Linked DNA regions of Homo sapiens: region 2 is linked to region 1. A link is a loop called in an ENCODE intact Hi-C map of the cell type or tissue named here. Cell type or tissue: adrenal gland. All regions are shown on one strand. Each heading gives the region's core, and the rest is flanking DNA. Links, peaks and the distances in the headings are about the cores only.

Region 1 (12,259 bases), core at 1,748-9,747:
TACAAAAATTAACTCACAGTGGATTAAAGATTTAAACATAATACCTAAAACCATAAAAATCGTAGAAGAAAACCTAGGGAATACCATTCAGGACATAGGAATGGGCAAGGCCTTCATGACTAAAACACCAAAAGCAATGGCAACAAAAGCCAAAATTGACAAAAGGGATCTAATTAAACTAAAGAGCTTCTGCACAGCAAAAGAAACTATCATTAGAGTGAACAGGCAATCTATAGAATGGGAGAAAATTTTTGCAATCTATCCATCTGACAAAGGGCTAATATCCAGAATCTACAAAGAACTTCAACAAATTCACAAGAAAAAAAAAACAAACAACTCCATCAAAATGTGGATGAAGGATATGAACAGACACTTTTCAAAAGAAGACATTTATGTGGCCAACAGACACATGAAAAAAAGCTCATCATCACTGTTCATTAGAGAAATGCAAATCAAAATCACAATGAGATATCATCTCATGCCAGTTACAATGGCAATTATTAAAAAGTCAGGAAACAACAGATGCTGGAAAGGACGTGGAGAAATAAGAATGCTTTTTCACTGTTGGTGGGAGTGTAAATTAGTTCAACCACTGTGGAAGACAGTGTGGCAATTCCTCAAGGTCTAGAACTCGAAATACCATTTGACCCAGCAATCCCATTACTGGGTATATCCACAAAGGATTATAAATCATTCTACTATAAAGACACATGCACACGTATCTTTATTGCAGCACTACTCACAATAGCAAAGACTTGGAACCAACCCAAATGCCCATCAATGATAGACTGGTTAAAGAAAATGTGGCACATATACACCACGGAAAACTACGCAGCCATAAAAAGGATGAGTTCATGTTTTCTTCAGGGACATAGATGAAGCTGGAAACCATCATTCTCAGCAAACTAACACAGAAACAGAAAACCAAACACCACATGTTCTCACTCATAAGTGGGGGTTGAACAATGAGACCATTTGGGCACAAGGAGCTGAACGTCACACATTGGGACCTGTTAGGGGGTGGGGGTAAGGGGAGGGACAGCATTAGGAGAAATACCTAATTGCAGACGACAGGTTGATGGGTGCAGCAAACCACCATGGCACATGTATACCTATGTAACAAACCTGCACGTTCTGCACATGTATCCCAGAACTTAAGTATAATAATAATAATTTTAAAAAAAGAAAAAAAAAAAAAAGAAAACCATAGATGGTGCCACTGGCATAAACCACTATGTAAATGGCGCCACCTAGAGATGTGATTACACCTACTGCACCAGGACCAATATAATCCTGTGCAGGACAGTGCCTAAAATGTAAAAGTTTGAATCATATTTATGGGATGGATGACTATTGAGCCAAATATTCTCTAAAATTTTTCCTAATTCTAAAATTCTATGACTACTCACAAAGATTTAAAAGTGGACCACAGCTGGGTATAAACAAAAACTACCAAGCAAATTATATCCAAAAAATGTAAACATGTACCAAATAATATTCAGTTTAGAATTTATGGACAGAGCTTTAATATCCAACCATAAGAAATAAAAGTTATAATAATAGTGAAAAATATAAAGTTATTAAAGCACTTAATGTAAGTATATCCATAGGTCTGTATATAAAATAAGGATATTATATAAATATTTTGAAAAGAGATCTACAATATTGATATATTAATAATTATATATAAAATGTAATGTAACTATGGACTTATATTCTTCTTAACTAAATGTTTTATAATCCACTATTTCACTATTCTTTTCCTGTTCAAACCTTCTAATTTTGGCCAAAATGGACATCTCCATATCGGGTTTTGAATACGTCTTATTTTCTGGCCTAATAAAATAGTTTAGGCTTGGCTTATACTTCTCCTCTGACCCGGAATCCATAATTTCTCCAAGAAGCCTTAGTTCCTTTCATTTAGAAATCAAAGTCTGGGCTCCAGGGATCTCCTTGTCACTGGGGACTCATTGCCTCTTGGCCCTTAAGATGGGCAGAGCACATACATACACACACTCATAAACACACACATACCCACATGGATACATATATTCATACTGATACACCCAAGAAGAGGATACTTCCTCTCTTCTTTTCATTCGTAGTTTGTTTCTGCATTCTCTGCAGTGAGAACACTGGTTTCCATGAACAATATACTTAGTTCCTTGATTAATCCTATAATACTCAAAATCCAGCAATACTACACCCATACCCAGCAATACTATTCCAACAAGAAACTTAACAAATTAATATTTCTTTGGGATTCATTTTACTTTTAAAATATATTCCACTAAGGGAAGAAAGCTAGAGCTCCATCTATAAAATCTACCTGGACTACTATTTTTTTCTTCTTTGTAGTTATTTTATAAATTTGCTGTATATTTTGGGTCATTTAATCTTGGGGGTTTTCCTTCACCCTTTTAAATTTATTTCTCCTATTGGAATACGTAAAACATTAATATGGCTCAAAATAAAATCTACATTAAAATTACACTCAGGTCTCATTCCTTTCTACTGTTTTCATCCACTGCTTGTAATTAATTTCACTCATTTCTGATCTATAAGATTGAGATTTATAGAGATGTTTAAATTAGGAATAAGATATTATAACATGATAGATTGTAATTTGTGAAGAAATACATTGAGCATCTCATATCCTATGGAGTTCATACAAAAGTACAAAAGACTTACTTGAATAATGTATTTAATATTTTATAAATAAAAACTTTTCTTTATATATATTATTTAAAAGACACCTTTTTGTGTGAGGACCTCTCTAATGTCAAAAATATAAATCAATTCAAACGTAATACCTATGGTCATTATATAGACAGTCTTTTTGACTAAAACTTTTTGAAAAGTAGGGCTACTATATCTGAAGAAAAGCAATCTGGTCCAAAAATTTTTCCAAGAACAAAATCATAAATAGCACAATTGCCAATGAACTCTAAATATGAAGTGAAAAGACTCTAAGTCAGGTATGGTGGCATGTGCCTGTAGTCCCAGCTACCTGGGAGGCTGAGGAGGGAGGATCCCGTGATCTCAAGAGTTTCAGGCTATAGTATGCTATGATTGCACCTGTGAATAAGCAATGCATTCCACCCTGGGCAACAGAGTGAGATCCTGTCTTTTCAAGAAAAATAAAAAAGACTCTAATAATAGTCTTAACTTTTCCTCAATGTAGTTGCTAGGACTTGGTCAAGCAATTTTTCTCCTCCAAGTTTTTGTTTTCTTATGTGCAAAATGAAAAAGGAGGTGGAAAGAGGAAGTGGGAGTAACGCTTTTCAGTTCTAGCAATTGGTGATTTTTTATAATGCTATAATCTTGCTATAATCTGTATTATATATATAATCACGCTGAGAAACCTTGGCCTACATATTTATGTATGTGACTGGCCCCAAATTGGACTGGTCTTAATACTGGAGGAAGAACCTGGCTGCCTATGTGGTGTGGTTCCAGTAGTTCAGGGTACGTTTTTTGTCAAAAGAAAACACTTATCACATCAAATTTGATGAATTATTTATTTTCAGAATAAAGTCAATCCTTTGGAGAAAAGCCTAATATGTGGTAAAATTGCTTCAAGTCATTTATATTTTAATATAAATAAATGTTTTGTGTTATACAAATTTTATAGCTGGGAGGGATATTTGTGGATTAAGCCTTCTCTCAAGGATGTGGAGTACTTGGTTCCCAGTCTGACAGTGAGTATAATGTCAGATTCTAGACTGGAGCCAAAGCCCTAGATTCACCCCTGTGGAAACTATGTATGTAACCAAATGCCACTGGTACCCCCATAAATTTATACAAATAAAAGAGGGAAAAAAAGATTGGAGCCAAATCTCTGTGCCACAGGTTTCATGTTAATTCTATGACATCACAGAACCTTTCTTTTTCTTTGGGCAATCCTCCATAAAAGAGAAGTGTGGTAGACCAGCGGTCCCCAACCTTTTTGGTACCAGGGACCAGTTTCGTGGGAGACAATTTTTTCACGGACATGGTTGGGGGAATTGTGCAGGGGGGAGTGGGGATGGTTTCAGGATGAATCTGTTCCACCTCAGATCATCAGGCATTAGCTGGAGCTTGCAACCCAGATCCCTCACATGCACAGTTCACAATAGGGTTCATGTTCCTGTGAGAATCTAATACTACCACTGATCTGACAGGAGGCAGAACTCAGGCAGTAATGCTCACTTGCCTGCCACTTACTTTTTGCCATGCAGCCTGGTTCCTAACAGGCCACAGACTGGTACCAGTCTGTGGCCCAGCAGTGGGGACCCCTGTGGTAGACCAAACAATGGTCCCTAAAGAATCCAAGTCCTAATTCTCAGAAGCTGTGAATGTTCCCTTACATGGTAAAAGGGACTTTGCAGATATGATTAAGTGAAGAACCTTGAGATGGAGAGATTATCCAGGTAGATCAAATGAAATCACAAGGGTCCTTAAAAGAGGGATGTAGGAAAGTCAGACAGAGAAGAAGGCCATGTGATGACAGAAGCGGAAAGAAAGATGATGAGCTACGGAAGGAGCACAGCCTCTAGAAACTAGAAAAGAGAAGGGAAGGGATTATCCCCTAGAGCCTCCAGAAGTGAACCAGCCTTTCCGACACCTTAATTTCGGCCATGCAAAATTCATTTCAGACTTTTGACTTCCAGAACTGTAGGAAAATAAACATGTTGTTTTAAACTACTATGTTTGTGGTAATTTGTCACAGCAGCAAAAGGAAACAAATAAAGGAGACTGAAGGAAGCTTAGGACACTGGAGACAAATTAGCAGAATATTCAGAGGAGGTACCAGGGAGGAGGTGGACAAGGTGCTTACCAATGGCAGCTCACTTGATAAATCTAGGGGGAGCTAGTGGCCACTCTCAGAGCTTAAGATGGAATAGAAGTTCTAATCAAAGAGTCTGTGCTCTAATACTTTAAGTGGATGGGGAACTTTATATGCTTTGTTTGCCCTCTGAAGAAAATAAGAGCAAAAGAAAACAAGAGACGTTCATGTTTAATTGTCTGCTACCTTCAATAGCGGCAGGACTGGGCAGGAAGTGGCGAGAGACAGCATTTTAATATTTTGACACTCAGCCAGGGGAACAAGCTATAGTGAATGAAACCTACTACTGTCTTCAGGCTACTTCAGATCCACCATAATCCATGAGGTAGGAATGAATGCTAAACATATACCCATGACACTAGTGACCATCAACTACAGGACACAGAGACAGTTCTCCAGCAGTGCTAATGGATTTGCACAGGTATTACAACAGTCTTTATCCTTTTAAATGCTGGAACTAACTTGCAGATCAGAGGGTTTGTAATCCGAACAAAATGAAATTGACTGGACCCTGTGGGAAATACCTCCCCAACCATGATTACTTTCCATCATGTGAAAACTAAGATTGGACCTATAATTAATTTGTAATGTCACCTACAAGAAAAAGAACTTTCATAAAAAGCATATTTCCCGAACAATGTCTATCAAATCTAACCATTCAAGTAGGTCTACTATTTGGATCTAATACTTTCAGGATACATTTATGGAAAGAGGTGTAATTGCCTAGAGTTCAGAGTTGAATAGATCTGGGTTCAAATCTCTGCTCCTTTACTTACTAGCTAGGTAACCCTGGGCCAGTTACCTGGTGTCTCTGAGTCTCAGTGTCTCATCTATATAAGGGAGGTAATAGCAGAACTTGCTCCACTGGAGTAATGGAAAGATTAAGTGGGATATGGTAGGTTTAGTTACAGTAGCTATTATTCTGGCCATCCTCTAAAAGATTACAGATGAATACTCTGTCTCCTTGAGCCATCTTTCCTTTGTTTGCATGGTTGTCAATTAGGATGGTAGATCACCAGGGTTTCTGTGGCAGAGTCTCCAGGACTTTCCAGTGAGAAATGAAGCCTGTGGGGAAGAGAAGTTATGCAGGGAAGAGAAAGTCTGCAGGAAAGAGTGGAACACAGGAGGAGTACCACGAGGGAGAGAGGGACCTTCCTGGGGCTACAGTGAGATTTCCCACATCTGTGGGAGGTGAGTAAGAACTTCAAATCCAGGCCTGGATTCTGCACCATAGCGCCTGACAGAGACAGGAGAGGAGAATGATACCACATGGAATGACTCTGTGATGTACAGGTCATGAGTATATAGCTTGGTTTCAAGTCTCTTCACTATCTAGATAGTGCAAGTCCTTATTTCAATTGTATTATGTAATAGAACTTGTAAATTGAGATTGTATTACCAAATAAGCCAGGGATCCAGTGTAGCATGGTCAAAGTTAGTGTATAGTTGTTTTAACTGTCTTTAACCTCCAAACCATGGCCTCCATATACGAATAGATTGCTGTCTTGATATTATGTGTTAAGCAGTTTAAATGCCTGATCTCACTGAAACGTTAAAATAATCCTTAGGAAAAGGTACTCATGCTGGGTAGTAGTTGAGATTCATAGCCAATATCACAGAACCTAGAGAGCTGGAGAATCACAGTTTGAATACAAATCTATTTGACTGCTGCTGAGCCTGGCTCTCTGACATTAAGTTACACTGCTCCTGGACAGTGATCTCAACCTGTGGACTCAGTCCCCAGGGGACTTCAAGGTATGGCAAAGGATCTATAGATCCATAGGTGCATTTTCTATAGGCCAGATAGATGACATAGCCTGTTTTTAAATAAATGTAATACTGATATGCTTGAAAAAAGACAGACTGGCATATATAAATGTAAACTTAAATATCCTGGACAACTGGACTATTCTCAGCACAGTGTACAAAGGATACAGCAGGTGCATATATGGAGTCCAATTTGGAAGTCAAAAAAAATTATTGGGGGACACAAGGAGATATGTCTAAGGCAAGTAGACTACAGCAGGGAGAGGAGTCCCATCCTAGGAAAGACGAGCTAAAAGGAGTTAGGTAGGCCAAGCCCTAGAGGAAGCCTGCTGTACTAAGCAGAGAAACAAGGTAGAAAATGCAAATAAGAAAATTAAGGCCAACTGAATGGTGCTTAAAAACATGCTCCCTGGAACAATCAGAATTGAATCTTGGTTCTGCCATTTGCTCTGTGACTCCAGGCAACCTTGTTAAATGGAACCTTTTATGATATAATTTGTAATTCCACTGTGATGCCAAATCTCTCCCAGGATCCAGTGAGATGAGGTTATAATCTGCCTTCGTTTTAAGTCCAAGTTACCTTCTTCTCCTGAGGCTCATAGGGATGTCTGAGCATTAAATGAGATAATATGAATTAAACATTTAGCACAATGCCTGGCAAATCTTCCTCTAAGCCTTGTTGGGAAGTTTAAAAGAGATAAGGCACAGTGCCAGAAACCTCACAAGTGCTCAGCAAAATGATAGTTATTATTATTAAGCAGGTATTTATTTAGCCAAATTCTGCTTCCTCTCTCTCCCTGAAACACAGTGATGTTCTGTGTCCAGGCCCACCTAGAGACAACAGATGTAAATGAAATTACCACAAACATAGTAGTTTAAAACAACACTGTTATAAAGATACCCCAAAAACAACAGATGTGGTTAGAGAAAAGAAGCTGCTTCATATTCTTCACTCTCTACTCTAGAAGACAGGCTGGAATCAGGCCTCATGCATATTGCATATAAAATAAGACAATATTTAAAGCAGTAGTAAAGAACAACAGCCATAAGATAAAGCAGTTGATAGAGAAAATTATCATATAAAAATATATAATAGAAAACCAATATTATATAAAAGCAGGATTGAATTATAAGAAAGCATTGAGTACTCCATTGTATGGTCATCAAAAAATAGTCAATAATGAGGACCCTAAGTTTCCAAGCAAATAGATGACATTAGGAGAGTTCTGATTCAGAGAGCAAAGCAGGGAAGTATGCAACAGATCTTAGAAGGATTTCAATCTTATAATTGTCAAAATAGGTTTTTATAAACCGGTTTTGGTACTTAAAGTGTTTCTTCGGAATTCACTTATGAAGCAGCTGTCTCCAGCAAAGCTAAATTCAGGAGGTGTTACTGTATTTAACCTTTGAAAAATCACTTTACTTGTTCCTTTTCTTTTCTTATTGTTCACAAAGCATGGAAGTAGTTTTTCCCCTAAATCCTAAGCCCAATTATCTGCCATTTGGTCTTCCAGAATGGCAGGACACTGTCTAGGGACATGAAGGCCAGCCAACACATGTTTAAACAAAGAAGAAGAATCCTTTCTTCTACCCTGACTAGACAACTACAGAGTCTTTCGAAAGATTCTGCAATGGTATAAGCTGAGATGCTCAGCTTGGATCCTTCTCAACAATTTTCAGATTTAAAATGCTCAGGTCTGGTGGGGTAAGTGTGGTTCTACAGATAATCTATTCTGTGCTGAAGACCTGAAAAAAACAGAATCTGGCCTTGAGGGAGCAGGGCAGGTAAAGAGTGTCACAAAACAGCTACACAGATATCCATCTGCTAGGGTGCAAGCAGGAAAGTTACACAGTCAGACAGCAAACTCTCTTTGGAAACAAAAACAAGGTCACCCATAAATAAGGCAAAACAAAAAAAGCAAACAAAAAACAACCCAAACAAACAAATATATTTATTCTTAAGTAGCATGTTACTTGGCAGGTGGAATGTTTAGCTGAAATGAGAACAGGTTTTAATCAAGTCTCCCACACTATATATACATAGATTGGTTCCTTAACCTTACAGAGTCTCAGTTTTTCACCTATAAACTGAGGTGAGAATATCTGTAACAGGGAAAATTCTTTAGGTTGTACTATGGTTAGGCTTTATGTCCCCACCCAAATCTCATCTTGAATTACAATCCCTATAATCCCCACTTGTCAAGGGAGAGACCAGGTGGAGGTAATTGGATCATGGGGGTGGTTTTCCACATGCTGTTCTTGTGATAATAAGTGAGTTCTCACAAGAGTCAATGGTTATATAAGAGTTTGGTATTTCCTCCTGCATTCATTCTCCTTCCTGTCACCTTATGAAGAAGGTGCCTTGTTTCCCCCTCACCTTCCGCCAGGAATGTAAGTTTCCTGAGACTTCCCCTGCCATGCTGAACTGTCAGTTAATTAAACCTCTTTCTTTTATAAATTACCCAGACTTGGGCAGTTTTTTATAGCAGTATGGAAATGGAGTAATACAGTAAATTGGTACTGGGAGTGGGGCACTGTTAAAAACATACCCAAAAATGTGAAAATGTGAAAACAACTTTGGAACTGGATAACAGGCAGAGGCTGGAACAGTTTGGAGGGCTCAGAAGAAGACAGGAAGATGTGGGAAAGTTTGGAGCTTCCTAGAGACTTGTTGAATGGTTTTGACCAAAATGCTGATAGTGAGATGGACAATGAAGTCCAGGCTGAGGTGGTCTCAGATGGAGGTGAGGAACTCATTGGGAACTGAATCAAAGGTCACTCTTGCTATGCTTTAGTAAAGAGACTGGTGGCAGTTTGCCTCTGCCCTAGAGATCTTGAGCAGAGAGAGAACTTGAACTTGAGAGAGTTCAACGTTGAACTTGAGAGAGATGATCTGAAATTGGAACTTATGTTTAAAAGGAAAGGAGAGCATAAAAGCTTGGAAAATCTGCATCCTGACAATGTGACAGAAAAGAAAAACCCATTTTCTAGGGAGAAATTCAAGCAGCTGCAGAAATTTGCATAAGTAACAAGGAGCCAAATGTTAATCACCAAGACAATGGAGAAAATGTCTCTAAGGCATGTCAGAGGTCTTCACGGCAGCCCTTCCAATCACAAGCCTGGAGGCCCAGGAAGAAAAAATAGTTTCATGGGCCAGGCCCAAGGCCTTGCTGCTTTGTGCGGTCTCGAGATTTGGTGTCCTGCAACCCAGCCATGGCTAAAGGGGGCCAACTTACTGCTCAGGCCATTGCTTCAGAGCAGGCAAGCCCTAAGCCTTGGTGGCTTACAAGTGGTGTTGGGCCTGTGGGTGCAAAGGATTCAAGAATTGAGGTTTGGGAACATCTGCTGAGATTTCAGAGGATGTAAGGAAATGCCTGATGTCCAGGCAGAAGTGTGATGCAGGGATGGAGCCCTCATGGAGAAACTCTGCTAGGGTGGTGCAGAAGGAAAATGTGGGGTCAGAGCCCCCACAGAAAGTCCCCACAGGGGCACTGCCTAGTAGATCTGTGAGAAGAAGAGGGCCACTGTCCTCCAGATCCCAGAATGACAGATCCATTGACAGCTTGCACCATGTACCTGGAAAAGCCACAGAAAATCAACAACAGCCTGGCCGTGAAAGCAGCTGGGAGTGGAACTGTACCCTTCAGAGCCACAGGGGCTGAGCTGCCCAAGGCCATGGGAGCCCACCTCTTGTATCAGCATGACCTGGATGTGAGACATGGAGTCAAAGGACATCATTTTGGAACTTTAAGATTTAATGACTACCCAGCCAGATTTTAGACTTTCATGGGACCTGTAGCCCCTTTGTTAAGGCTAATTTCTCCAATCTGAAACAGGAGCATTTACCCAATGCCTGTACCCACCCCCGCTCAATTATATCTTGTAAGTAACTAACTGGCTTTTGATTTTACAGGCTCTTAGGTAGAAGAGACTTGCCTTGTCTCAGATAGACTTGGACTTTTGGGTTAACGCTGGAATGAATTAAGACTTTAGGAAACTGTTAGGAAGGCATGATTGGTTTTAAAATGTGAAAGAAACATGAGATTTGGAAGGGGCCAGGGGCAGAATGATATGGTTAGGCTTTGTGTCCCCACCTAAATCTCATCTTGAATCATAATCCCCATAATCCCCAAAATCCCCATGTGCCAAGGGAGAGACCAGGTGGAGGTAAGTGAATCACGGAAGCAGTTTTCCACATTGCTGTTCTCATTATAGTGAGTTCTCATGAGATCTGGTGGTTTTATAAGCATTTGGTTGTTTATCCTGTGTTCATTCTCCTTCCTGCCACCTCGTGAAGAAGGTGCCTTGCTTCCCCTTTACCTTCAACTATGATTATAAGTTTCCCAGCCACAATGAACTGTGAATCAATTAATCCTCTTTCCTTTATAAATTACTCAGTCTTGAACAGTTCTTTACAGCAGTATGAAAATGGACTAATATAGGTTGCAAGTGAAAAATACCCATCTTTCATTAGCTTAAGGGAAAAGGAATTTATCTGTTCATGAAACAGCTTAAATATGGCTGGATCTAAGACTTCAGCCCACTGGGAAATATTTTTTATCTCTTCATTTCATCTGAACTCAGGATCTTAACCTCATTCTCTCCTACTCTAATCAATTTGGATATTTCAGGTAGCTCCGAATTTATATATATCTAGTAACAGAACCCCTAAGGCAAGAGGACATGTTCCCCATATTGATTTCAGTAGGAAAGTGCCAAGGAGAGCTCTCATAGAGCCAAACAGAATTACATTCAGGTTTTCAACCAGCCACTGAAGTGGAAGGGGAGGGTGGTTAATTTTGACTGACCACCAGGGGAAAATAGCCAGGGGATAGCAGGAGACTGTGATTAACAGCCTTCCTGGAACTCTAGGGCACACAGCTGGGCACAGTGGTTCACACCTGTAATCCCAGCACATTGGAAGGCCAAGGCAGGTAGATCACTTGAACACAGGAGTTTGAGATCAGTCTGAGCAACATGGCAAAAACCCATCTCTACAAAATAAAATAAAATAAAATTAGCCGGGCATGGTACATGCCTGTAGTCCCAGCCACTCAGAAGGCTGAGGTGGGCAGATCACTTGAACCCTGGAAGTCAAGGCTGCAGTGAGTTGAGGCTGTCCAGTCTGGGCAACAGAGTGAGACCCTGTCTCGATTTTAAAAAAAGGGTGGGGGGCAGAGATTCTCCAACGGAAAACTGTAAGGTGGCTACTGGTATTGGAAGAACAGGAATAGGGAAAAGTACTAAGTCTCCACAGAAGATTGCTACAATATCTTTCTCAGGATAGTATAATGAGGATTAAAATAATAAAGTGAAAAATACATTTTAAGCCATAAAGCTCTATTCAAATGTTCTTTCTTCAATTTAAATATAGCATATCTATATTCAATGATGTATACACATATACACATATATATGTGGTATATATATGTATATATATACATACATATATATATAGAGAGAGAGAGAGAGGAAGAGAGAAAGAGAGGAAGAGTGAGGGAGAGAGAAACAGATAGTAATGGTTATGAATTCAGTCTTTCCTGTAGAACACATAAACCTGTGAATATTTTGTCCAGCCTTCCAATTTAAGATGATTATTTATGTCTGTTCTCTGCAAAGAAATAAACCACTTTTCCTCCTAGGTTTTAAATGTACTTATAATTC
Region 2 (12,259 bases), core at 1,361-9,360, 690 kb before region 1:
AGGAAGATTCTTCACCATTTCCATATATTTTCCTTGAAAGACTGTCCCCTCACTCATCCTGGGGATTTTCAGTTATTTCCTCACTACATCAAAATTTAACAATATTATTTTAAGGAATGTCACCTGGAAATAACCAAATTGGTAGCTTACAGAGATCAATCAGTTTCTCAGTTTTGTTTTCTTCTTTTAAACAGTGTGAAGGTAATTTTGCCCGCTGTTAATTGCAATCTATTTAATTACAATGTGTGCAGATGTAAAAGCAAGCACTAACACAGGTTGCAATTAAAGCATCAAGTCAAAAAGCTGCTGAGGTGTCCTGATCATAGAATTAGAGGATGGGTGAAGCCTCAGAGGCCATCCGGCTCATTTTCCTGTTGAGAGGACTTCACATCATGTTTATGTAATGCTTTGTGTACATCTCTTGTGATGGGTTGGGCCTAACATTTATTTTTTACCCACTAGACCCAGTCTAGAAAGATGATAGATATGACTTCATTTAATCTGTCCAGCAGCCCTACTTAAGAGGTATTTTATTTTGATTTGTATTATAGATGAATTAATGATTCTCAGAGAAATGAAATAATTTTTCTCAAATTTTCAGACCTCATAGATGATGTAGAAATGAGTTGAACCCAGATCTACTTGGCTTGATAACCACACTCACCATCGTAGCATATCAATTACCCTTCTTGTCTCATGTGGGAAGAACCTGAGACCCAGAAAGTCACTTACTCAAGGCTCAGTTACGGAATTTGAGATCTGAAAAAGACATTTGAGGGCATGAAGCTAACCTTGCTTATTTTATGAGTGAAGACATAGAGGTTCAGAGAAGCTGGGCTCGGCTTGAGGCCCTCTGGCTGAGAAGTGGTGAAGCAACTACTGGCCCCCAGGCCTTGGGCTCTGGTGCCAGAGCTCAGACAACTTTCCTTCTCCTGCTCTTCCACATCTCACCTTTGAGAACCCAATTCTGGATGATCACTTGTGCTGAACAGGCTGATGCCTGGAGCTTCCGTTTTCTCTAAAAATGGTAAGGGAATAAGTGATGGAGAGTTAAAGTCTCTAGGAACTCCTGTATCATTCTGGGGCTTAGGAGTGTGCCTCCAAAATCTAGGCAAAATGTGGCTCTTCCCTAGCCTCAGGTGCAGAGCTAAGATGACTTTCAAAGCTGTGGATACATACACCCTAAGGAAGAAGCTTAGGCTGCATTTGCAGAGATTGAGATGTTTTGCACAACTGGATAGAATTCCACTTTTGTGAGAGTGGGGTTTTGTTTGTGAATGATGCTTTGTTTGCTGGTGCTTTTCAACCTGGAGGGCCTGTCAATACTGAGATTCCTGGACCCCACCTCCAAAGATTCTGATTCAGAAGATCTGGGCTGAGAATCCATTTTTCATAAGCCCTTGGGAGTTGCTGATGATGCCTGTTGGCAAATCAGAACTCAAGGAGTGAGCATGCATTAATGCACTCACCGAAAGCAATCTGAGGATTAGCAGAACGTAATTATCAAGAAAATATTAAGGATTTCTACCAGTTAGCGCATCTCTTGACAATTTATTTTTCATTGTAAACGACAAATGTAGATTCTACAATTTGTTATTAAGCACAATTTAGATATATGATGGTGAAATCAAGTCTTCTGAAATATGACACCTGCACAGAAGAGTAATACTTAACAATAACAAATTATTTTATGCAGTGGATGTTACTGTTTTTACCCAAACATGAGCATCTACGACATTTCCATTGTTTTTTGTGGACTGCTGTGTCCTTCACAGTAGGTTCAGTTATAAGCATGAATCCTCACTAGTGATCTCAGTCTCCTTGATCTCTTTCTCTCCCTTAGTTCTAGGAGGACTAAAAGTCACAAGCAGAATTATTTTTAAATGGATTCATTCCCCTTTTCAGTGACTGTTCACTGACTAGAAGGTGTATAATCCTGGCAGCATAACTAAGAAAAAAGAATGACTAATTGGTTGAAGGAACCAAACACTGAAGTGAGGAATCACCTTTTAATCTGCAACCTCTCCTTGATTTAATTGGCAGGAGCACTGCCAAATATTTACAGCATAAAAACCATTGAGGGGAAGGAAGCAGTATGTTGTTTTCCCTACACCTCCAGAGATAATTGTCCATGCTGATTCGTGATTTATTTCTTTCACTGAAAACTTAAAGGGAAGGAATGCATTCAGTGAAACAGAAAAAGGAGAACCCAAAATGTGTATTTTTAATTGTTGAAATGAAATAAGCCGCATAAAAAGGCCTCTTGACAGCTTTCATGGTTAAACTTGATGAACACTTTGGTGAATTTTATGAAGTTTATTTGCAAAATTTATTATTTAAAAAAGCACATTTGGAGCACAGAAAAGATCTGATTTTTCAAGCAGCCCATCCCATGTTGCTTGGGAGTGGGAGAAGATACTTGAGAAAGTTGTGAGGGGGGCCGTGCTCTACCCTGGCTTTCCGTCTCCCTGTCTCCCACCCCACTTTAGCCCCTCCTCCTTCCTTTCTCTTGAGTTGTTCCATTCTGTTTCTGGTGGTACTTTTCTCTCTCCAAAAGGAGAAAAAAGGGTTAATTAATGCATCTTCTTTTATAGTCTGCTATTTTGGGAGGTGTGTGTGGCTGCCTTTGAAACTTATTTTATTTAAATTGTTTTTTCATGCTAATGTTTTCTCTCTACCTCATTTTGGTCACTTCTTTGCAGTGCCCTTTCACAGAATGAAAACCAAAGTAGATCCTAGTATCACTCAGAAGAACCCTGGCTTCCCAAATGCCCTAGTAGTCTTGAATCGAATTCTCTTTTATATCTGAGAACTGTAGACATAGTTAACTGTAGATATATTTATTGCTAAGGCTGTTGAGAAAGAGTTTTTTTCCCCTGCTTCTAACAGATTATTCTTTTAATGTAGTGACCCCAAGCTATCTAGTTATGGTTAAGTGTCCTGGAGTTATAATGCCTGAACATAAGTGACCATTAAATGATTAGGTTTTTCTTTGACACTTTACTATTTTGTAATCTTTTCCGTGTAAAAATACTTTCCAAGTTTTAACAGCTATGCCAAAGTCCATCTAACTGATGTATCCACTCCTTTTAACCATTTCTCAGAGCTAAATATTTAAAATTCTTTTTTTATGTAGGTGATGTTTTTTCCTATTTCTGCATTATTTTATCAGGAGACATTCCCAGGAGTGAGATTATTGGGTCAAAGGGCATGTGTACTTTTATAGCTCTTGAGATAGTTTGTCAAACATATTCCAGTGAGTGAGTCCAGTTTCACCTGTGATGTTGCCAGAATTTGATGTTACTATTTAATTTATTTACAACTTTAATAGATATAAAGTGATGCCTATTATTTTAAATTTGCATTTCTTTCACAACTGTGAAGGTAATATATTTAAAATACATTTATTTGCTATTTGTATCATTTTAAAATGTTTCTTTATATGAGTGAATATTAATTCAGGGAATACTGAGTTTATTGGTCACATTCTGGGCAAGGGCAGGATAGAAGGGAGGGTTAGAGGAACGAAGAAAGGAAGGAAGGAAGGAACAGACGGAAGGAAGGAAGGAACAGACGGAAGAAGGGAGAGCTTATGGCTAACAATAGTCATTGGCCGTGGTTGACCTTGCTCAAATATGGGCCCACCTTACAAAACCTGTTCTAATTTATAATTACACTACCATAGGGGACAGTCCAAATATACAAGCTTTAGGAACCAAAGCCTTCTGTTTAACTATTCTTTGCTTCTTTGTTATGAATGTGTTTAGTGTTACCATATGCTCTTCTCCCTTTGAGATGGGCATTTTGCCACGTGTATAATACTTTGAGACTATTAATTACTCTGTATGAAATAAATTATTATATTGTAATTCTCTTCTCAGATGAATCCAGTTCTCCAAAGAACTGAGTTATAGTTTTGTTAGTTTTTAAATAGGCTGCTTCTTATTTTGAGACTTACATGCAGGGGTAGTTCACGTAGCTATGGTGAACTACTGCGATAACTCAGTTCTCTGGGGTCTAGGGAATTTGGGGAAGACATTTGTCACTGGTGACACTCCTGGAAGATGTAAACCTGCTACATGACTTTGTCTGTACCTGGAGACATTCAATATCTCCAACACATTTGTGTGTGTGTGTGTATGTGTGGCTAAAACTAACAAGGATCCATAGACTCATAAGCTATAAGCAGTCTATTTTTCTGTCTCTACCTCTAAGTAGGACAGCCAGCAGGTAGGTTCGTTCAATCATTTGTTCAATCATTCATTAGTTCATGCATGAATCTAGCTCATTTTTATTAAAAAAAATGCTTTGCCAGGTACCCTGCTAGGAACTCTGGTTCAGAATTGTTAAGGGAAGGAAACACAGCCATCCTCTACCTGGATCTCCTGCTGCTATTAATTATTCTCTGATATCTGTCAAGTAGTCCTTCAAAGAGTAGCAAACTTTTTCTAGCGAACCAACTTTAGCTGATCCAACACTCACTTCACCTCACTCCCCCAGCCCACACAAGCCGGTAAATTCTGGAGCAAAGAAAGGAGTTGGAGAAGGATATGTGACTTCAAGATCTGAACGTGGAGAAAATGAGGCCTCATCAGAAATAGAATCAGAACAGGGCAGGGCAAAAAATTAATATTGGCCAAATACCAGACTCTTTATACCGTTGTGAGAATTATAGAAGATGACAAATATAAAGCAGCTGATGATCTGATTTACATTTCTTGAGGGTCTATGACTACTATGTTGAATGAATTGTAGAAGAACAAGAGAAGTTGAGGGCCCGGCAGAGGGTGTTGTGGAGTGGATCAATCACTGGAAAGTGATTGATGGTGGTGGTTTAGATCAGGCTGTGGAGATGGAGAGAGGAGGACAGGGTCCAAATATACTCTGGAAGTTGAAATGACTGCAGTTATTGAATAACTGGATGGGGAGGATGAGGAAAAGGGAATAATCAAGGCTGGCTTCTGGGTTCTCATTTCAGCCCTTATTGAATCAGGGAAACAGGAATAGAGGTGTACTGGGCAGGGGGAAAGTTTGTATTTATGTATATAGGGAAAGAAAAAATTCTGGGACCACCATGTAAAAAATTTGTCTGCAGAAGATAATATGCATTATCTTCTGCAAAGCCCTCCTGGTTGAATATGTGGGTTAGATTCTCGAAGATTTTTATCTCTAAAAAATGTGTGATTCCATTCAGGCATGAAAGCCATGCAAAAGTGAAAGAGGTGTATTGTAAAGTCTTATACCCCATGGAATTTTCTACTTAATAATTGTCATGATAAGAATTACAGCTAACAGTCATGTAGTGCTCACTATGTGCCAGTCACTGTTCTATTACCTATTTAGTCCTTGCAGCAACCACATCACATAAGTTCTTTTACTCTCCTATTTTACAAATAAGGAAACTGTGATATTAGGAAGCTAACTACTCTTCTAAGATCATGCACTAGTAAGTGGAAAAGTTAAGAGGCTTGAACTCTAGCAGACTGGTTTCAGAATGAGTGCTTTCAATTGTTGTGTTAAGCAGCACGAAGGAAAATATGATAGAATTAAGATAGTCTTTTCATGTGAATGCTTAGAAGTTGCTTTAATAACACCACACTGAATTTCTTCAGATGTAAGCGTTGGTTAATCTCTGTTTCTCTGGGTTATGATATTAATGTATGGTCTTATGCATATTCCCCAGAGAGAGAAAGATGGCAAAAAAATTAGGAAGGTATTCTATTTTTGTGTGTATATGTTTGTAAGGAGTGCAGAGACCATCTTTTTAGAGGAAACAATTTCAAAGGGTCAGGTGATACCACATAACCCGTTAGTCACAGAGGTAGCACTGGAACTGAATTTCACCATTCTAGGCCACCGGTATTTTTCTTTCTTTCTTGGAATTTGTTTGTCACCTCCCTCTGCCTTCAAAGGGTGCTCTCTTCATGATAATTCAGTGTGAGAAGTTTGTAAAGGAGGTAATGACTGCAGACAGTCATTCATTTAAAAATAATCAGAGATCCTCCAGAATTAGCAATGAGCACAGGGACTCATAGAAAACCTACCCCCTAAGATTTGCATTCTTCTAAGGATCTTAAGTTAATTATTTCTGCCACTATCTCTAGGTGGCACTGTTTCCTCTCTTAACACTGCTCTGAGTAAGCACACACACTTTTATTGTAATACCTCGTAGTACAATGGAGGTAAGTGAAAATTGTACTTAAATCTTCACTCAAAGCTAGCGGAATAATAACAAGGAAAATCTATTATATAGCCTGTATAATTTAGTTATGTATTTTCTAAGTTATGACACTGGCTTGTTATCTGCAACCTACAGACCCAATCTACCCTGGTTTTTGTCTAGTTGCCACATGTCAAGGGGCTCCAGAACCTGGGAGTTGCTAAATTAGAAAAACAGAGATGGTGAAGTATATCTATCCCTTTGGATAAAAGTAGAGAAGACATGCGTATGTTGAAGGCATCCAGAAGGAATCATGTTTAGAGTGTGGGGTATGTGGGGAACTAAAAGGCAATAAAGCAAATTCATTATTTAAAATAATAAACCTCAGAGAATTAAAGAAAGAGCAACAATAGGTGATAGGTGGCAGATGACTGAGTGGGAGGTTCTTGCAATAGAAACAAGCAAAGGCTGGGATCAGAAAGATGTGGCTGTGAAGATGTAGAAGAAAGGAAAGATGTTGGGATAGAGAAGAAAGCTGGGGTTCCATGAGAATCCAGTTTCACAGAATAAATGGATGTGAAGCACTAAGCGTGACTTCTAGTTTTGAGTCTGACTGTACATACAGAGGAGGAGATGGGAGATAGGTAGAGGTGAATATGCCCAGGCAGAGGAAGACTTTTTTGGGGAAAGAGCCCCCTAAAAACGTTGTTAAAGGAGCATCCCGGGAATCCGGAGAACTGAGGGAATCTGGGGCTGAAGAACGTATTGACTATTGAGTGATTTTTGGTAAGAAGGGAAAGAGAAACATGAATAAGGAAAACCAGTTCTTAGATTTTATCACCGCACACATAAAGCCTTATACTCTTCCCTCCAACATTATCCTATAGGTAATGCACAGAATTTCCTTCAAGCTCTGCCTCTTGAGGTGCGTTTACGTACAGCGCAAAGAAAATGCTGGTGTGTTCAGTTTTTGTTTCTATTTTCAAGCAGGAAATTATTCTTTTTACCAAAGGGAGCTTTTGGTAAATGTCCTTCCTTGAGGAATGCTTGCCCGTGGGTGCTCACAGGAGAGGCAGAGGGCTGCAGCAACCCCTGGCCACAGCTGGTATTTTGCAGACAGTGTGGAATCAAAAACACCCACAGGAGAAATCAGTGACTTAGTGACTGTATGTTGGGCAAATACAAGTAAAGTCCAAGACTTAGTTAAAAGGCTTTGAAACATTAAGGGATTTCCCCGGAGATATTATGTTTCTTTGCAGAAAAGATCCAGACAGACTGGCAGAAGGACTATTCCCTTGGGTCAAAGGTAGGCCTGGCAGCAATTCCACAGGAAAAGGGGGCTGAACACTATAACTGGAACTCACAATTATCTGATTTTTTAGAAAGACATAGTAAGGAAAATTCCAATCATCTATAAAAGTAGACAGACTAGTATAGTATACCCACAATTCAACAGCTATCACCTTGTGGCCAATTTATTTCATCCATCCTCCTTTGTTCCCAAAGTATTTCTAAAGCATATCCCAGATATCATATTATTTTATCTGTAAATATTTTAATACATATCTATGAAACATCAAGTTAGCATTCAATCTTCTAAATGTGTCATAAATGTCACATTTTTAAAAATCTTATTTTGTTTAAACCAGGATCTAAATAAGATACATCCATTATTATTGGTTTACATGTCTTAAAGTCTATAGATCCCTACACTATCTTTTTTTTGTTTATTCCTTGCAGTGAACTTGGAGAAGACAATTATATTCTCTAAATTATCTGAATGTAAGCATCTCTGCGGCAGAAACTGTTTAGACATTCACCAAACCTATTTCCTTTTCCTCCTAGACACACAGCTAAACCAAATTTCCCAACCTTCTTTCTCGTTAGGTATGGCCAAGTGACTGAGTTTTGGCCAATGGAATATGGGCAGAAGAGATGGGTGTCACTCATGCCTGGCCCATAAACACCTCCCATGTGCCGTTCTCATTATTGTTCCTCTTTCCTAGTTAAACTTGGAAACTACTTATTAAACATGGTGGAGCCACAAGATGCAAGGATCCTGCATTCCTGAATCAGCACTTAGGAGGTGGCTCCTAGCCACTCCAGAGCACCTTCTGCTTTGTTACTGAAATTTTTGGTTTATTTGTAGCATCTGCTAGCATTTCCTTAAATACAATTTTCTGTAAGTTTCATTATAGAGCACTGGCTCTCAACCCTGACTACACTTACAAATATCATGAGATGTTTTTAAAAAGACTGATGCCTGGGCTTTTCCCTGGACCAATTAAATCAGAGCATTTCAATGTGGTGATATTTACAGAGAGCACAACATGTAATTCTAACATGTTGGCAGGGTTGAGAACTACTGTAATCAACTGTGAGTTCAGCTCTTCTTAGGGACTCCCTTTTTCATTTTCCTAAAGTGCTGAGCTGAAAAACCTCTTTAGATATTGTTTCGTTTGTACTGTACAGATACTGGGCAGGAAAAGGCTAGCTGGTTATCAGTTAAGATTCTGGCATGTGGTAAAATCTAGTATACAGCCTCTCACCCTCCAGCTGCCATTACGGAACACCTTTTAATGAGATTTATTTCTTTCTAGGCCACACTGGCACACAATCTTCAAACTCTATAGCAATTCTCTATTTACATGTATGTTTCTGCCAGGAGACGAAGATCCCTCCTGAGAAGAAGAGCTCTACGTCCTGTCCTGGTGACCCGCTGACTGCAACAGGGTTAGACATGTAGTAAGCTTGTATTAATTGAAGTGTATAATTCATACTACTGGTGAATGAACCAGTGAATGAACTCATCATTGCAGAGATTATATGGAAATTATGATGCAGAGCATTTTTTCCAGAGAGGAGAACTAGGTGCAAGGAGAAATGAAAAAACAGCTAATTCAAAGGAAGTAAAGCAAGGCAGCTTCTGGTAAATTTGTCTTGAAGGAAAAGAATGTACAGGAGAGAAAAGTAAAACCCACAACATCATTAGAATCATGAATGATATAATAGTAAACAAATATCCAAATCTTACATTAGAATTGAAAGGGACTCAAATAGTGATCTAGTCCAGTGATTCCCAAAGTGTTGTCTGTGGACCCCTGGGAATCCTTAAGACTCTTTCAGGGAGTCTCTGAGATCAAAACTGTTTTCATAATAATACCACATATTATTTACCATTTTAGTTGGGTTGACATTGGCATCAATGGCAGGAAAGCAATGATGGGTAAAACTGCTGGCACTTTAGCACGTGTCAAGGCAGTGGCACTAAACTGTACCAGTAGCCATTGATCATACTCTTAACGGCCACACATTCACAGGCGAAAAAAAGCCAGTTTACTTAAGAATATTCTTCATAAAATGGCGCAAATTGTTAATTTTATTAAATATTGACCATTGAGTACATGGCATTTGCTATTCTGTATCTGCTGCATACTGAAGTACAACGGTAGCCTCTCTGAAAAGCACTTCTGTGGTTATTTGAGTTGCTAACTGAACTACCTACTTTTTTCAGAGTATAGTATTCTTACTTGACCAAATAATTGAAAAACTAGAGTTATTCAGACTTGGGAAGCAGGCATACATTTTTTTGAGAATAAAAGAAGTAAGCCTGCTAACTGAAAAACATCTGAAAGTATTTGCTGGTAATGATAAAATTTGAGCTTTCAAGCAGAAATTAGAATTTTAGAAAACATGCATCCATGTTAAGATAGATGCAGCCCACATAAACAAAAGCTTTTTACGTTTCTCGATGATTCTGAAGAGTGTAAAGGGGTCCTGAGATCAAAAAACCCTGAGAACAGTTGCTCTAGTTCATTACCTCATTGTTCTGATGGGGAAACTGAGGTATATACTAAAGAGGTGAGGTATTAAACACCAGTGGAATAAGTTGTCAAAATCGAAGTGATATTGTTTCTTGTGCAGAAGAAAGTATTTTCAGACAGAAAACAAACAACTCCTTCCTAGAAGTGTCTCTGTTGAGTGTTTTTATGACCTGTAAATGCACTTGCCATCAATGGAGATTCTAAGCTTGAATGATATATTGCATGGTGTAACTTACCAAAAAAAGTGATTTACTTTATTATTCTAAATTTTAAAACCTTCAGTATGGATTCCAATAACTTATCTTTTTGGAAAAGTACAATAGAAAAAACAAAGAAAGGAGCAATAGTAATAAAAAATGGGCAACTTATGCTAATTAGAGCGGGTGAGTTTCTAACCTGGGGACAGAAGTCCAGGGTCCTGTTTATCAGCCCAAGTGACCACAGGAAACAGGATAGAGATATGACCTTCTGCAACAATATCCTGCTGGGAGAGATGTGACGGTGGGGGACATAGCATTCCTTGAAATGTCTTCCCTTCAGGTGATATCAGTGTCAGAGACAGAAGAAGACTCAGCCAACAAAAATCTGTTAAGGACCCGTGATGCTGAATTTCAAGTAATGAAGTATTGCGGTTATTGCAGAAAAGCTCAGGGTCTGAGGAAGTGGTATAGAAGACAGCGAGGTAGGTTTCTGGTAGACAGTATGATTGTGCAGTCTACTCTTCACCCAGATCCACTGAACATTTAAAGTGACAATGATTGAAGTCTTAGGCACAGTCCTGGGCAAAAGGGGTCTTGCACCTGAGAAACACCCAATCTAGCTTCTGGCAGCCGCATATCCTCATCACAGCAAAGGGTCTGCAGGGCTGAGAGTATTCTCCCTCACTCCAGCTCACACTGCCCACTTCTAGACCATACTCTGGGTTCAGGGTTCCTGGAATTCTCTACATAAACAACCCCCATCCTGTATCAAGGCGGGGTCCATCCTTTGAGGATGGTCCAGGCACTAAAGTGTGGCCTCTAAGTCTGAGGGGTGGCTATCTGAAGGGAGTGTGGATGGAGCCGGACACATGGTCTGTGGTGTCCATGCTCAGACCCATGAGGTCCCTGGTGCTACAGATGAACCAAGGGTCACAGAGTAGCTCTCCTCGTGCCACCTTATGCTCGCACAAAACTCTGAGGAGTCTACAAATTCTACACATGAATCTGCCCTTCTCTAGTTTACGACCTCATTTTGTCAGGGTAGGAGGACAGAACGTTTTTATTTCACAGTGGGATTCCATCTGTACTCTTGTCTGGGGTCCCAGAAATGTTAGGGGCAAATCTCTTCTAAACCTTGTTTGCAGACACGCTGGCTGACCTTTAGCACTGGAATGTTTTGGGTGAGCCATGGCCTCTATCCCTAATCATTTCTTATCCAGAAACTCAAACTGCAAGATCATGACCTATTCATGCATTGTGAATTCTTAGCAAAATAAACATGTTTGTGTGGAGGCATTATCTCCGAGAATTTTACAAGTCATTAAAGTTGTTAGGGGTTCAGTTAGCTTCTCCTTGAGGGGGCATCAACTTTGCTTTAAGCACAGCCAATGGACTGTGTTCAGAGCCAGTGGGCACACAGTGGACACCCTCTTGGGTATCTAGAGTGTTTGCCTGCTTTTATTGCTGGAATCTTCCCCATATATCAGTCCAGAGAGATGGTTGCCCCAGGACAGGGTCCCTGACTTAATCTGCAGCTTGTGGGAAAGCAAGACCTGCTAATTCAGTATCAGACCCAAAGGTGCGGCACAGGGAACCAGAGATCCTCCATCATCGTAGTGTCTAGGCACATGGCATGATGGAGAAATGCCTGTTGACTCACCATCCTAAAGGCAGATGTCTTGATTAAAAATGAGAAGAGTGGCTATGTGGAGAGTTAAAGATAAGATATTTGAAATCTTTGCAAGTGACTCATGAATATGGTTGCCATTGTAGAGTACTTCCTATGTACCACTAAGCACTTCATGTCCATCATTTACTTATTTTAATTTCAATTCACAGCACTACCCTGAACCAGCACTGTTCTAAGCCATCTTATAGTTGAGGAAACTGAGGCACAGAGTGGTTAAGTGTTGTGCCCAAGGTTGTATGACTACCAGGCAGTGGATAAGGGGCAGGAGCTGAGATGGTCTATCTTCAGGGTCCGGCTCATATTTTGTTAATCCTCCTGACAACCCTTTAGGACAGTCACTATTATCCCATTGTCATGAAGGATGTGAAGCCAAGTCCTCTAGGTT

The links. Hi-C counts contacts between places; a loop is a spot of excess contacts. Peaks named below come from ENCODE experiments on the same cell type or tissue, not always from the same donor. Only the 100,000 strongest peaks of a DNase experiment are listed, where the experiment ranks them.
Region 2: it touches region 1 in a loop (5-fold over the local background); 4 of 110 quality-filtered maps call a loop at or near these places.

Annotation. Positions count from the first base shown.
Region 1 is chr5:114,090,355-114,102,613 of GRCh38, reverse strand. It overlaps a transcript of KCNN2 not described here. Among named protein-coding and RNA genes, the nearest start is that of KCNN2, 270 kb to the left of the region's middle. In adrenal gland, for the core only: no CTCF peak of the experiment used is centred there; no DNase peak of the experiment used is centred there.
Region 2 is chr5:114,783,812-114,796,070 of GRCh38, reverse strand. No RefSeq gene overlaps it. Among named protein-coding and RNA genes, the nearest start is that of LINC01957, 210 kb to the right of the region's middle. In adrenal gland, for the core only: a CTCF peak has its summit at 6,114 (motif pointing right); no DNase peak of the experiment used is centred there.